Linked DNA regions of Mus musculus: region 1 is linked to region 2. Evidence: chromatin loops called from intact Hi-C (ENCODE). Cell type or tissue: left cerebral cortex. All regions are shown on one strand. Each heading gives the region's core, and the rest is flanking DNA. Links, peaks and the distances in the headings are about the cores only.

What was found. A loop is a pair of places that touch in the nucleus more often than their neighbours do. Peaks named below come from ENCODE experiments on the same cell type or tissue, not always from the same donor. Only the 100,000 strongest peaks of a DNase experiment are listed, where the experiment ranks them.
Region 1: it touches region 2 in a loop (4-fold over the local background); 3 of 42 quality-filtered maps call a loop at or near these places.

What each region holds. Positions count from the first base shown.
Region 1 is chr1:92,873,094-92,878,466 of GRCm38, forward strand. It overlaps Ankmy1 (ankyrin repeat and MYND domain containing 1), which reads right to left. Exons shown (of 18, transcript NM_001347091.1): 13 at 5,238-5,369; 14 at 3,918-4,031; 15 at 3,442-3,607. Among named protein-coding and RNA genes, the nearest start is that of Gm36184, 11 kb to the left of the region's middle. In left cerebral cortex, for the core only: no CTCF peak of the experiment used is centred there; a DNase peak (open chromatin) is centred at 2,831.
Region 2 is chr1:92,515,593-92,520,965 of GRCm38, forward strand. It overlaps Olfr1414 (olfactory receptor 1414), which reads right to left and starts at 2,923. Exons shown (of 2, transcript NM_147039.2): 1 at 2,724-2,923. In left cerebral cortex, for the core only: no CTCF peak of the experiment used is centred there; DNase peaks (open chromatin) are centred at 2,779 and 3,667.

The DNA.
Region 1 (5,373 bases), core at 325-5,324, 360 kb after region 2:
TTGGGGCTCACAGTTTCAGAAGGTTAGAGTTCATGGCCATCACGACAACAAATATAGCATCAGGCAGGCATGGCTGGTGGAGCGGTAGCTGAGAGCTTATATCTTGAACCATAAGCCTGAGACACAGAGAGCTAACTGGGAATGGTACAGACTTTTGAAAGCCTCAAAGCCTGCCCCAGTGCCACACCTCCTCTGACAAGGCCACGCCCCCCCATCCTCCCCAAATGGTTTCATCAGCTAGGGACCAAGCATTCAAACATGGGAGCCTATGGGGGCCATATCACTCAAATCTCCACGCTGTCTTCTGTCTGCCCTTTAGAATGGGACTGCTAACCCCATGCATTATGAGATGAGAACGAGGCTCTAGGGACGAGTAGGATGCTATGGTTTAGAAGTGATTCATGGACCAGCGACATGGCTCAACAGGTAAAGCACTCTCCACCAAGCCTGACGACCTGCGCTCAGTCTCTGGTACCCACATGGTAAAAGCAGAGAACAGATTCTGGGTTCTTGCAAATTGTCTTGACCCCCACATATGTGGCAAAGCCCACATTCATCCTTTAACATACACACACACACACACACACACACACACACACACACACCTAAATGTAATTTTAAAAGTAATAAAACTAAAGTAAAAGGTGATGTGTCCAGGGGTCAGGTTGACACATGATTGTCACGAGACTGACACAAGCAGACTCATGATTGTTAATCTTGATAGGCAAGCAGCAGGATTTAGAACCACCAGAGAGACAGAGAGGCTTAGCTGGCACAGGAAGACCAGTACTTGCTCTGATGTGGGCAGCACCATGCCCTGGGCTGAAGTCCGTGAATGAATAAAGAGGAGAAAGCGACATTCACCTCTGCATCCTGACTGCCGACGAGATGTGACCAGCTGCCCCCACTCCGGCCGCCATGCCTTCCTGCCACGATGCACCGCAATCCCCTTTTTAAACTATTGATCAAATTAATCCCTTCTTCCCTTAGGTGGCTTTTGTCAGGCTTTGGGTCACAGCAACGAGGAATGTAACTGCTCTACTTTCCCCTGCTGCTGGTACTGTGCCCTTAGAGGTGCAGCCTGAGGTCAGTCACCACAGGATGAGGGTGGCCTGTGCAGGGCTCTCCCTTGGCCATGCCTGGATGGTTAGTTCTTTGAATTGCTGGCTGGTTTCCAACAGTGCACCATCCTGACAGAACTTGCTCAAAGACTGGCATGGTCCTCAAGTCAGGGCTGGCTGCACAGACAGCCCCATGTCAGTGATGCAGGTTCACTCTCTCTTTCCAGCCACTTTCCCATGCTCTCTAGAAGCTAGCCACAGTTGTCTAGCTTGTCCCTCCAGCAGGGTCCCACTCCTCTCACGATAGTCCTCAGAACCCCTGCTGGCTCAGAGGGCACCGTCTGGCCACACTCTGCTTACAAAGACATTATGTCCCTGGGAGAGATTTAGGGCTCTCTTCTTCCGAGTAGTTATGAGCTGTGGTCCTAGAGTTGGTGATGGAGACAATGGCACACTTCTCTACCTTAGGAGCTGAGTACCCAGGCCAGAGTAGGCGGTCTTCTCGGCTTGCCTCTCCTGGCGTGAAATCCTGCCCTACCAGCAGGTGGTCAGAGACCCGGGATGCTTATCAGCACTGAAACTAGGGCTGTGCTTCTATCCTCAACAGAGGCTAATGCCACAGAAGACTCTGTCTTCTGGCCACGTGGAAATGCACTCAGCCTAGAGCTTGGATTTTGAAGGAGGCAGCCAGAGACGGCATAAAGATTGCTGACCTCCGTGCTTTCTGGGAAGAAGGGCCTCATATTGGGGCTTTCTTGGCTGGGCCAGCCTGGAAATGGTTGTCCTGCCTTCCTGATTCAGCAACAGCAGGAGGAGAGGCAAGCCCCGGTTTAACTTTCGGTGCTATGGCCTGATTGTATGGAGCTTAGCAGATTTTGTTGATTAATCACTCCTGTGGGCCTTGCATGATCTTTGGATCACTTGCAGAAACCTTAAAGAGTGGGGTGTTGCGTCTTTATTTTGTTTTGGGAGAAATTTTGGTTGTCTTGGGTCTGCAGATGATACCAGGTTACCATGTCAAAGGCAGATGCTAGATCTGTTATTCTATGAGAGCTAAATCTATCATGTAAGAGGGGGAGGAGGAAGAGGAATATGAAGAGAAGGAAGAGAAGAAGGAGAAGGAGGAAAAGGAAGAAGAAGAGGAAGAGGAGGTGGAGAAGGAAGAGAAGGAGGAGGAGGAGGAAGAGGAGGGTCCCTCTCTAGGACCCTCTCGGTGATGAAAAGGAGAGTTTGCACGGCCAGGTCTTCTCAGGTGGGCCCCCTGCCTATGAGCTGTGGGGGGACCAGAGGCCCAGCATTCTCTGTGATATCCTTTCCCGAGGCTTAACCTGGGTCCCACAGTGGGATCCAAATATGAAGAGAGGCATCGCCTTCCAGCCACTGCAGCCACAACTCGGCCTCCACACTCTCCATCCACTTCCAGATGGGACAGCTGCTTGTGTCAGGGAAAGTTAGTTTGTGTGGGCAGAGACAAAGGTACAGAATAGCTTGTGGCTCTCTCTCTCTCTCTCTCTCTGTGTGTGTGTGTGTGTGTGTGTGTGTGTGTGTGTGTGTGTGTGTGTGTGTTTGCACTATGTAAGTCCGGGGCATGAATGTGGAGTGCTGATATGTTTAAGGGGAGAATGTAAGTAGTGTGTGTAGGAGGGTGCTAGTGTGCCTAAGAGAGGATGGTAGTCTGGTGTGTAAGGACAGCTGTGTAGATGGCTATGTATAAGTGTGGGCATGTAACTGGGAACTATTTGTGGAGACCAGGGGTAGGTGGATGTGAGTGTGGGTGTTGGGGAGGATAGGCATGTGTCGGGGTCCAGGATATTGGAGTGTGAGTGTGCAGTTGGATAGACAGGCATATATGCAGCAAGCCAATGTGGCTGTGGGATAGAAGTGAGTTAGTCTGTGGGGGAAAGAGCTGATGAGCATAATTGTGGCTGAATTCACAGCGATGAGGAGGAGGTAGAGGTTGGTATATATGCAGGAGTGGGTGTGGATAAGTGAACCCTACATGTTTTGGTGGTGGGTATTGGGGTATATACGGGTATCATTTGGGGTATGTGGAGGTAGGATGCAGGGTGCAGGCAGGGATTCCCACGTTGGCATTTCATGTGGGTGGGTAGGTGTGTGCTGGGCACAGCATGAGTGAGGGCATCTGTGGGCAATAAGGATGTAATGCAGGTGGGCGACTGCTGTGATAGAGAGGCAGACTGTGGACGCGTGTGGGGAAATTGGTGGGTACAGGGAGGGTTGTGGTTTGATGCGACTGAGAAAGTGAGACCATCAGGGCCATTGTCATGGGGGTGGGGATGGTCAGATGTGGCTGAGCAGATAGATGGGGGTGTTGGGTAAGAATGGAGCTACAGGATGCACCCTGAGGAGCCTCACCCACCTCTCTTGCTCAGGTACAGGGCCTTCGTGTCCAGCCGGCTTTCCTTGCTGAGGACAGCAAGGCGCAATTGCAAGCCTAAGTACTCCAGCAGCCTTTTCCGGGCCATGAATACCTCCCGCTCTGCTGGCATCAGAGCGTGAAAGGGACAGTGGGCGATCTTCCGGTCCTGTGACAGGGTACAGGGTCACAATGAGTCCTTGGGGCTGCTATTCACCAGCCAGCCACATGCAGTGGTCGCTGAGGACTTCCGGCCACCCCACCCCACACTACAGAGTGACTGAGTGAGCAGGCTGCCTCTCTGTCCTCCGAAATGTGACTGTGAGGACACAGAAGGACGCCTGCTCACAGGTACCCAACAGCACATGTTCACCATCATGAGGCCTTCTGTCCTAGAAGACCAGACTTGACTGTGGGCTCCTAGTTTTATCTAAGAGAAGCCGGGTCTCAGAGGAGTCCTGCTCGGGATAAAGCCGCACCTGGAAGAACTTGAAGTAGCCATAGTCGACTGCCGTGCCCACAGCCGTCCTATCGCCTTGCACAAGAGTCACGGGGTTCAGGACATCCGCCCCGTAGCTAATGAGCCGGTCAATCTGAAGAACACAGAATCTGTCAAGCACACAAGGCCACTGGAGGGGTGGCAGAGGTGGCAGAAGCCACCTTCAACATGGGGCCGTGCAGGGCAGCTCCACACATGAACACATCATAAGGTGCGTGACTCCCAATTCCCGTGGGCATACTCGACAGCTGAAAGGCAGCCGGAGGAGAATACAGTTGCCCAGAAGGGCTGTGATTCCCTACTGCCTACACGGTGGCCATCCCCCATGTGTGTGAAAAAGTCAGAGGCAAATAGGGTAGACAGGCTTGGCCTCATCCTGAGATGCCATTCCCTGGAGAGCCATCTCTGATTCCATTCATGGTCATGGTAACATCAAAAATCACGATGGCTAAGACATAGGGATACCCGTTTGCTCACTGAGGGATGAGTAGATAAACAGAAGGTGGCACACACACACAGAGTAGGGTGGCAGTCAACCTTCAGAAGCTAAATCCAGCTTACCCAACTGAACAGTGCCCTATGCCCACACACCAGGTGTCACAGCCACTCCAGTGCGACCTCCTGGAACCCTAGAGCCATGACTTAACCTGAACGCTTAATTGTGTGAGATGCAGCCTGAGGGTTATCAGGGTTCACAGCGAGGCTCGGAGTCCAATCCTGACAGCTGAAGCTGACTACCAAGTAAAATCAGGAGGGGGTGGTGAGCAGCGGCCTGTGGACTAGACGCGGCTTTTGTTCAATAAATTCCAGCTGGGTGTGGTGGTGGACAGCTGTAATTCCAGCACTTAGGAGGCTGGGGCGAAAGATTATACGTTTGAAGCTTGGTGGGGCTACAGAACAAGACCTTGCCTCATCAGGAAAAAAAAAAACAAAAACAAAAAAACGAAACAAAAAAAAACCACCAACCCTAAGTAAATGTGTTCAGGCACTGTGGAAAGGTACAAATGTACTGTCTGCTTTCTTAGCATATTTCACTAACATGGGTCATAAACCCGGGTTTCAGGTAACCTGCAATGCGCATGCAGACCTGCTAGGTCCAGACACTGCCGACAGCTTGACGCTATCTCATTTCCCAAGCGCTGTGGGGGTGGGGAGGGTAGGTGCTGGATATTGTGTCCGCTAGGCTACTTTGGTCACGGACATGATCTTAGGATGACCCAGCCTATCCCACCCTGAACCCAGCAGGTACTCTCCACACCCTATCTCTTCCCAGCATCCTCCCACGCTTCCCCTCACTCACCAGGGCAATCTTGTTCTCGACGCTCCTCTGTTGCTCATAGACCAGGTCACACACAACACACAGGGCAGTGCCCAAGCCTTTGGTCAGAGGCAAGTTGGGGTCAGCTCCCTGGGACAGGAGCTCCTTCACAACCTGG
Region 2 (5,373 bases), core at 211-5,210:
AAGGAAGTTGGTCCTCATGTGATCAAAGCAACCCACAGCCTTCAGAGTGACCTCCACCCCGCCACGGTTAGGTACACCGAGCGGGCTCTTCATGATGGCCACAGTAAACCAATGCTTCCTGTTGTACCTGCTTCCAAAGGGGATAAAGACATAGACAAATTGTCCCAATTTTCAGAAGGCATGAACTTTTCATTTAGAAAAACCACAACTCTTATAACTGAGGGATTTCTAAATAGACGCTAAAAATTGTCTTCTTGAGGCTGAGGAGGGAGGATTATGATGAGCCTGAGGCTAGCCTGTATCCAAAAAAAAAAAAAAAAAAAAAAAGTGGTCTTTCTGAATGTCCCTGCTGACTAGGACCTTCTCAGATGGAAACGAAGACTGTTCTGGTGACCATAAAGATGGCTTTTAGCTTCTTGGGGCTTTGGGTACTGGGAAGTGCACTTGTGGTCGAGGACCTAGAAATCAGGGTCATGCTGGGTTTTGGTGCCCATGGACACCATGAAAAATGCCAGGAGTGAACAGTTATACGCAGGACTCCCCAGAAGGCAGAGGTCAGATGGCAAAACTGGAATGGTGCCTGTCTCCACTTAATGGTCCATCCAGTTTCACGGAGTGCCCATTATAGAGCAGTCATTCCAAGCAACTGGATCAACCAGGAGAATACACTGTCTCCGCCTCACCACCTTCATAGACTATGAATTTTAGTAAAGTAGAAAGTAGGTCAAGATGCACAGCTCCTAGCCTGGGAGCTGATGCTGAGCTGGAGGGCGTTGGTCGGTGGGACCGGGCACAGCTGGGTGGGGACAGCAGCAAGAAGTGACACTTGGGAAAAGTTTCGAAGAGGCAAGGACCTGCCACATGGCTCCCTGGGAAGAAGAAGGCAGAGACTACCTACTGCATAGCTGAAGGATGTGGAGTTGGTCAGGGCTAGTCCAGTTGAAGGGATTGTGTGGACTAGAGGAGAAAAGAATTTGAAGGACACATGAGGCCAATAGATCAGTGTCACTCTGATGGCTGATGGCTGGGCTGATCCACACTGGAAATGATCAGTGCACTGAGGTCCAGCAGAGGAAGGGTGCATATATGGAGCTTCTGATCCCTCTAGGAGGACGAGATGGGACTTAGGCTAAGGACAGTGCCTGACACATTTTCTTGATCCAGACCCCGAGAGTCGAGGATGACCCTGGTCAATGAATCATTAGCAGCAGATGTGAATTTGATGGGCCAAGGGGAAGACTGGAAATACTTCAGGGCCGTGCCCCTGGGGAAGGAAGGGACAGTTAGAGATTTAGAGATGTGAGGTTCCAGCCAGGCCAAGCAGGGTCTCCCTGCTGGGAGTTCAGGGGCACAGGACTAGGTTGGGGCTGTCTGGCTAGTGACCAGGAGCAAACAGAATGGGAAAGTGGGATGGGAACACATTTGCGCACAGAACAGAGTCCTTTCAGGAAAAGACAACTGGAAATCTGGAGACTACCTGCCACTTCTCAGTTCAGCTCGCCCTTTACTTCTCTGTCACCTTGGGCATGGAGGCCTCAATGAGGCTCACAATAGCACTGCAAAGGGGCACAGGGCATAAGTCCTGTTCCTCCATTGCCTGTCAAGACTTTTGGCAAGTGTGGAGGCTCCCACGACAAGCCACTCTGCAGTCTGAGTGGCAGTGGGCAGGAGCAGGCAGGTGAGACCACAACCATGGTAGGGCCTGGGAAGTGAGGGGCCCTGGAAAAATGGTTATCCTCTGTCACACCTGTCCCCAGAGTCTCCAGCCCTGCCTAGATCCAGGCCAACTCTGGAGCTGCTAGTGGTTCTCTCTAGAGCTTGACTGGGAAGGATGGTTGGATTTTGCTAGGATCAGAGCCTGGGGTGGATTGGAGGTAGAACTGTCCTGGGTCTTCCTTACAGTCAGGGGCGTGCCTAGCTACCCAAGGAGTCTAGGCAGGAGTCCAGGAGGACATTAGGAAAGAGGGCAGTCTCACTCTGATGGGAAATGTTAGAGGGAAGCTGTTCTCTGCATTCCTTTGAGTCCCGTGCTTGTGGCCTTCAGATTTCCAAATCACAAGAAAGAATTGTGGTTCTTTCTGGATTCACCAAAATGGGGCAATAGAAGTTTAAATGGGCGAGAGAGGGAGCAAGAAAAAGCAGGGCAACAAAGGGGAGAGTGATCAGGTGGACCACAGACAGGGGCAGTCCTCCCAGAGGCTTGGTTCTGATCCATCAACACCCTATGGCTATGGTGAAGGTGGGTTCTGGAAATGGTAGTTGGCTCACAGTCCTGCCTGCCCTGGCACTGCACAGGGTTGGTTTATTAGCACTGGATACTGCAAGGATGGGTTTTCTGGGGCCCCTGCCTGAATCCCTCCAGCTGACTGCAGGCTGGGTGTGGTGTGTGTGTGTGTGTGTGTGTGTGTGTGTGTGTGTGTGTGTGTATTCAGGGGAACAGGCCAGCTTCCTGTGAGGAACAAGTGGAGCAAGGCAGATGTCAGCCCTCTTGAGGTTCATTCATCCACTTTTCTGAAGTCAGGGTCAAGGGGACATTTCCTGAGGGGCATGTGCACGGAGTTGGGCACAAAATGAAGAGTGGGAATAGTAAGTATTGGAGAGAATGTTAGAAGCAGTGGGTGTGAGGAGGCTGGAAAATGCATGCAAATAGCAACAGGAGACAGGATGCTGAGAGCATGGAAATTTCTATGGTACAATCAGTGCCAAGATCAGTGATTCCCTACCTTGGAGATCTGCCGGTGTCTGTGTGTCTGTCCTCAGTCTTCTGAAACCACTTCTCTCTGTCCACTGTCACCCCCAGACACCTGGCTTCTGCTGCAGCCTGGCTAATCCCTCAGAGCAGCTGGCCCACTTGAGCCACAGCTGGTTTAAAGGAGGCACTGAGAGAAAAGGGAAGCTTCCTTCCCCATGTGCGAGGACGTGGGACTCCAGGGCCCAATTACCCCACAGTACAGTGTGTCTGCCCCACACCGCCAATTAGCCCTGGTCTCCTGTGCTGGATGGCATGGGCTAGCAAGGAACTCAGGCCTTTTGGTGTCTCTGCTCCTTGTCCCCAGCACCCTGTCCAAGCCTTCAGGCCCTGGGCAGAGCTTCTCTCCATTCCCTCACTCTGGCTACATGGCCCTGTCCTGACTGGAGCCACCTTTGCTCTTCAAGGCAGGGAGGGACATGTCTCTGTGGAGAGTGATGACGAGGTCTAGTCCAGAAGATGAGGTTGAGGTAAGGCCCTACTCAGGCCTGCAGTTTATGACTGTCATCACTCATGAGTGAAAAGGCAAAGTTGAACTTTTGATGTAGACAGAGACATCTTTCTTGTGATGGACCAGAACAAATATCACGGCTTATGTCTAAGACAAACAGACTTGCCAGGTGGGCAGAGTGATAGAAGCCACTGATCCCAGGCAGGAGAGTGAGTCCCAGAGTATAGGTAGGCTCAAGCTACCTATATCTTCAGCAAGGCCATCAGAGAGAACAAGGCTCGGTCCAGTTTCGAAGCGAGCTGATAACCCAACCAACCTTTCCACAAAGTCATAATCGCCCATCAGCCAGTAGGTGTCACAAATCAAACACAACCAAGCAGGCCTTCCAGCTTCTCAGAGAGGCTAAAATAGAACACCAGACAGCTCCGGATGGTGGTGGGTGCAGACTCTCCTACACTGCCAGTGTGAGCAAGACAGTCCAGCTGCTCTGTAAAGGACGTCTAGCAGTTTCTTATTGAGTTGTAAAACTAGACATATATTCATGTACAACTCCAGATACCTCCATCTATATGGCTGTTCCTTTCACAATCTCTCAAAGCTGGAAATAGTCCCATGTCCTACAGTGTGTTATTTGCTGAGCCAGCTGAACCCACAAGTGAGCTGTCTGGACACAGGATGGCGTAGGTGGGTCTTATGTCCCCACATGCTCATTGCCCATTTGGGCATCTTCTTAGGTTCCCAGAAAAAGCCAAAGCACTTTTCATCAGTCCCTGCCAGAGCCTGTGAACTCAGGCGTGGATGGTCCTTTCCCAGTTCCTGGGCAACATAGACCAAACCAAACCTATAAAATAATCATGGCTATAACAAGTCCTTCATCCTTCATACAGTCATAGGTATAGAATCAAGGAGGCCAAGCTCTTGGCATTGCCTGGGAAGAGTGAGAGGTTTGTGTGGCCACCTGGCAGGAAGGTGCTTTTTGCCCATAGTGGAAAGACTTTTGCTGTGTTCATGGCTGCCTGCACTGTTTGCCTCTGTTAGATGGTCTATTACGTTACAAGAGAAATTATTTTTATTAATTAATTTGGTTTAATGACAATCTCACAGTATATATATATATATATATATATATATATTTCTGATTACTCCCTGCCCCCATTCTTTCTTCTCTTTCCCCCAGCCCATCAGCTCACCTCCTCCTCCTCAGATCCCTTCCCCACATGCATGACTTTAAGTTTTATTTTTCTGACCCATCTGGTTTAACACAGACCATCTGTGTAAGCGCTGGATTACACCTATTCAATGGAACTGGGTGGGGTCACCAGTGTGTTAACAGCTGAAGCCACTGACTCTCTCTCTCTGAATCCATAAGGAGCGAATAGTTCACCAGTGATGGGCAGAGCCCCCTGGGCCCCTCCTCTGCCCACTGCTGTCTGTTGACAAACCCATTATCATGCAGATCCAGCACAGGTATCCACACCTCCCTGAGTTCATGATTCAGAGGGCTCAGTCTTGCCCAGAACGGCTCATCACTCACTGTCCTTGTCCTTATCTTCCAGCTTTTGCATTCTTTCTGTCCTTTCTTCAACAATGCTCCCTGAGTTGTGGAGGGGGCGCTTTCAATGTCTTCTTCAGGGTTGGCTGCTCATCCGTCATTTATCCTCAGTGCCTTGGGCAGCGGTGAGTCTGCATTTACCACTGTTTGATGGAAAGTAGCATCTGTCAGACTTCCAGCGATGCCGACAAACCGTGTCTTAGCCCATTGCTGCAACAAGCCACCTGGAGCTGCGTAATGTATAAGGAAAAGAGATTGCTTAGGGGAATATCACAGCAGTCGGAGAAGTTATAAAGATCAAGGGCCCCATCCGTGTCAGGAGAGGGCAAGTGTATCCCTCAGCAAAAGTGCACGTGAGGTTAAGAGCAGGCACGTGGGAAGAGTGTGCAAGTGTGTGGGGAGCCAGGCTCAGCTTTCTGACACTCTCAAACCAACCAACTAACCAACCAAGACAGTCCTAGAGGAAGAACTTAGGCCCACCTGAAACAGCCTGTTGGAAGGACTCCACCCCATGCTCTCAGTACCGCCCACACAGCCCCCATCTCCCACTCCACCTGAGGCATGAGGCCTCAACATGATGGGGGGAAACCATATTCACCCTCAGCAGGACCTTACTCCCAC